Regions from separate parts of the Homo sapiens genome. Here region 2 is linked to region 1. A link is a loop called in an ENCODE intact Hi-C map of the cell type or tissue named here. Cell type or tissue: Caco-2. All regions are shown on one strand.

Evidence for each region. Peaks named below come from ENCODE experiments on the same cell type or tissue, not always from the same donor. Only the 100,000 strongest peaks of a DNase experiment are listed, where the experiment ranks them.
Region 2: it touches region 1 in a loop (13-fold over the local background); 17 of 110 quality-filtered maps call a loop at or near these places.

The regions. Positions count from the first base shown.
Region 1 is chr7:11,340,487-11,342,986 of GRCh38, reverse strand. LOC124901590 (a long non-coding RNA gene) reads left to right here and starts at 1,545. Exons shown (of 3, transcript XR_007060212.1): 1 at 1,545-1,639. In Caco-2, no CTCF peak of the experiment used is centred here; no DNase peak of the experiment used is centred here.
Region 2 is chr7:10,888,526-10,891,025 of GRCh38, reverse strand. No RefSeq gene overlaps it. Among named protein-coding and RNA genes, the nearest start is that of COXFA4, 50 kb to the left of the region's middle. In Caco-2, a CTCF peak has its summit at 1,525; a DNase peak (open chromatin) is centred at 1,551.

The DNA.
Region 1 (2,500 bases):
AGAAAACACTGTTAATTCTTTAGTCTCCCCTTTCAAGAATTCATCTAGCACAATATTTGTCTGTAATTCTTATTAGTAAACCAGGGCAACTCCACAGATGTAGGAGAATGGTGTCAGGTGACTGCCTCATTATGAATGTCAGACTGAAGTTTAGGATATGAATTTCTAATTTTAAAAAATAGTCAATCAGGATGATAAAAATTTAGATAATCCTCAAATGCCAAAATGCTAAAAAAAAAAAAAAAAAGAAAGAAAAGAAAAAAGAAGCCATTGAATAGCACATCATTAGGAATAATGTGGAATAGAATACAAGCATCATCACGTACGCTATTACAAAAACTTAGTGACTATATATTTTTACCTAATCAAATATTGTTATTCGTTTCAACAGAAAGTAAATACTTTCTTTATCATCCAAATTGTCCATCTATATTGCACTAAATGTGTACCTGAAAATTTCCTGTTCAAGAATCTGTATGTATTATGTTTTGAAATTCAGTGTACAATAAATCCACTGTAAATCTATAAAATAAATACGTACTTGAACAGAGATGCTCATACAAGCATACATTGGGATAATATGAATGGAATGAATGAAAATATTGAATTAAGAAGTTTGATATGGAAAATATAAGACAATGGATATATTTTTCCTGGGGACTTGGTAGGTCTTCTTAAAAGGCATAAAGGAAAATATTAATAATTTTGGCAATATTAAAATTTATAACTTTGTTGCAAAAGGCATAACAAAATTAAAATATAAGAGATTGAGTGAAGTTATTTCCATTGTGCCTCCAAGACAAAGGATTAGAACCCAGAATATATATAAAGAATACAAATTACCCAACAAAAACAAATTGGCAAATATACCCAGCAAATCTCAGGTTAGGACAAAGTATATAAATATGATCCCAACTCTTCTGTGAGCCAAGGGAAAGGCTAAAGTAAAAAAAGGACAGTTGAAAGCAGAGGTGGAAATGGAGGGAAGACAGAAGATAATTTCATTGCCTTTGCATCTCCTCAGCTGTTGGCTACAATTTTTTTAAACTTTTACTTGCCTACCATTTATTTCAACTTTTGTACATGAATTAACTATGTTTTTTTAAAAAAAAAAAGTCCAGATTTCCCTAGTTTATTGTATCAAGAAAGCCTTAAACTCTATTCACAATAACTCAAAGACACCAATGCCAGGTAGAAGAGGAGGTGGTTGAAGAAAAAGAACAGACACTCTATTGCATACAAAGATGTAACGAACATTTTTAAAAGAACAATGGTCAAGTCTAGCCTTTAGGTGTAGATTTGATTCTGCATCAAGATGATGAATGAAATCCTGTGTATGGATGGCACTCAAATTTCAGATATGGTTCTGAGATTCTGACAAAGTGGACCACTTTAAACCAGGTCTTGTCTAGGAAAATCATAAGCAACTCAGCCCAGGCTTTACAAGTTGGCAATACAGATTTCCACAAGAGAGCAGCACGTCCTCAGTTTTGAAAAGTACGTTGGTGTGTTTTGCTTCCGTTCTCCACTCCAGATTTTTTTTTCCTTTCATACCAATGGCTGCTAAACACAAACATGTTTGGCTTCATCTGGGAACACTGATGTGAACAGAATACATTCCTCCTCTATGCAGGCACAGGTGAGATTCTACTGCACACATGCTTATCATTTGCAAGAACACAGACCTGACCCAGCATAAAGAATGTGTTAAATGACAATGGGGACAGTGGAGAGCTGTTCGAGATTATGTAATCTCATTCTACACAAGCTGATAGAATTTTTCTCTTTATTAAGCATTGTTTACCCTCAGAAAATTTATCTTCCTCTCTTGGGTGAGTATATATTCACCAAAAACTTACAGCAACATGTACTGCTTATGTAAACATACGATGGATAGAGGTACTGTTTTCAACTTAAAAATATATATATTTATACAATTTAGAACCTTGTTTCCAAGGCAATTAAATTACAATGTTTTCATCTTGACTGAGTACCAAAAAGGTGCCAGGTTCTATAGTTCATATGGAAATAAAGTTAGGAGGGTATTAATAATATAAGAATTCAGTTTTTATTGTCTTTAATTTTAACACACAAAAAGAAAAATTGAATTTTGCAGTAAATATATTTTCCAAATTGGTAAAAGTTATTTTAATCTCAAATCTTACTGTCTGCATAGACTACTTAAGCATTTTGTAATTTAAGTAATTTTGATTTAATGAAACATCAAAGAACCTAAAAGTAAAATCCTCTGTTTTTTACCCTTATTATCTATAAAACAGATTTGTTTTGTTGGGTTTTGTTTTTGTTTTAAATTCCCTGAAGCTTGGGTTGTTTTCCAGGGTGAATTATTTACTAATACCTATTACCCTCAAAAAAGGAGATTTCCCATCAAACTACTGGCATCCACTAAGTAATAATAACCTAAGAAATCAGCTGTGCAAAAAAAGCTACCTAAAGGGGCCAGGAATGAATTACTTGTTTCATAGATAATTCTGTCTCT
Region 2 (2,500 bases), 450 kb after region 1:
CGTAGGGGGCTTAATTTGCTAAAAGGGATCATCTTCCAAACCCTAGGCAGAGAGGCAAGAGAATGTGACTAACACTCTAGTTTGTCTTGCCATTGTAACATTTTACCTTACTCAAACGAATATGTCTTTGGCTATCGTGATGCCGCTGTCATCACTATGACCACCTGTATGGGCCACAGTAGTTCTTTTTGGAGATCTTACTCTCTCAGTCTTATACTCAGGCATGAGTGACCCACAGTTTAGCATTTACAGGTGCAGATTTTATGACTGTAAAATGTAACACATGCTTATTGGATAATACAAACAACAACTAGTAACATTTCAGACCATTTCTTTCTCTATTATTGGGATGTTACAGTAATTCTTTTTTTTTTTTTTTTTGAGACGGAGTTTCCCTCTTGTCACCCAGGCTGGAGTGCAATGGCACGACCTCGGCTCACTGCAACCTCCCGGGTTCAAGTGATTCTCCTGCCTCAGCCTCCCGAGTAGCTAGGATTACAGGTGCCCGCCACCATGCCCCACTAATTTTTTGTATTTTTTGTAGAGATGAGGCTTCACCACATTGGCCAGGCTGGTCTCGAACTCCTGACCTCAGGTGATTCACCTGCCTCGGTCTCCCAAGGTGTTGGGATTACAGGCGTGAGCCACCACACCTGGCCTACAGTAATTCTTTTTTTTTTTTTTTAATGTTTAGCTATTGCATTTAATATTACATTGTAAGCATTTCCACATAATTTTGGATTTTTTTTTAAACCTAATAGTTAATAGTCACAAAATAAACTATTGTAAGGTGTACCACAATTTATTTAAGTAATCCTTGATTGCTAGATATTTAAGTTGTTTTTATTGCTTCTTTATTTGCAGGGTTCCTATGCCAAGATTTCAAATGAGCAGGCGAAAGGCTTAAAGAATTGACTCTTGAGGCCGGGCCCGGTGGCTCACGCCTGTAATCCCAGCACTTTGGGAGGCCAAGGCGGGTGGATCACGAGGTCAGGAGATTGAGGCCATCCTGGCTAACATGGTGAAACCCCGTCTCTACTAAAAATACAAAAAATTAGCCAGGCCTGGTGGCGGGCACCAGTAGTCCCAGCTACTAGGGAGGCTGCAGCAGGAGAATGGCGTGAACCCGGGAGGTGGAGCTTGCAGCGAGCCGAGATGGCGCCACTGCACTCCAGCCCGGGAGACAGAGCAAGACTCCGTCTTAAAAAAAAAAAAAAAAAAAAAAATTTTGACTCTTGAAAGGAACTCTTGATGAGCGTCAGAGTTGGGCAAGTAAACTGAGGCATAAACTAATCTATTGAATACCTAGATATTATTATCAGTCGCATTATAGCCCTGCCCTTAAAACCAGGCTCTGACTTAGGCCTGGGGGCAGGAGAATCACAGAACAGTAGCAGTATTATATGTCACAGGTTTTCTTTTTTTAAATCTGTATTTGCATGAAGCAAAAATAACCCATCAAGTAATTCATTTCAGTAAAAATATGACTTTATTGTTTCAAGTCCTGCCATGCTACTAATGGATGCTAGAGGGCAGCAGAAGCCAGGAACTGGCAGGAAAAGCACTAGCTTCGATAGGCTAAAGAGGCTCTGCCACGTCTGGGGAACCATCTGTTCAGGGCAGAGACAGAAGTTTGGGTTCAAGGAATCTGCAATAAAGGTTCTATTCAGTAACTTGAGAGGCCAACAAAATAGAGGAGTAACAAGATTGCTAAAAAGGGCTAGGTGCTTAACAGGCACTTACCTTAAACCTTTTGGAGGATTGAAACAGACAAAGGAAGACTTGGAAGCATCACCAACTTAATAAGCCAAAAGCCATGGGTTACCAGGTTATCCATTTGAAGGAAAGGATAGAATTAAGCTGTAGTAAAGTTTGAAGCACACATATTAGGGAAGCACGATGTCTGTACAAGAACTGGGGTTGTCAGAGAGTCATGACAACATGGCTCTGACATCCTCTGAATACACGCTCCATTGAAAGGACCACTTGTCAGGGTAAGAAGTGGGTAGGGCGTGAGGAAGTGGGTAGCGCGTGGGGAAGTGGGTAGGGCGTGAGGAAGTGGGTAGCTCGTAAGCTATGGGAAGAGGCAACATTTTGGTAAAACAGTTTCTGACTTCTGATGGTAGAAAGGACACTAGTTAGGAGTCCTGAGAACTGGATTCTAGGTCTATCTACCAATTACTTATATGACCTTCAGCAAGTCACTCCCACTTACTTGGGATTCTGGTTTCTCACGGACAAATTAGGTAGTTGAAGACTGGATGAATTCTTAAATGTCTAAGATGTCTGAAATTCCAGGGCTGGATTGATTGGTTTGATCTATTTAATCAAAACTATAACCCAGTAACACTGTGCAGACAGAGTGAGATAACAGCCTACCGTCATTACTTCCTTTGTCTCTACAAATTGTCCTAATGCAGCTAGGCTAACAGCGTTGCGATCCCACCATTTAGTTTTACACATGTGAAGAGCAGAAGGGAGAGTATTTGACGTTTCATAT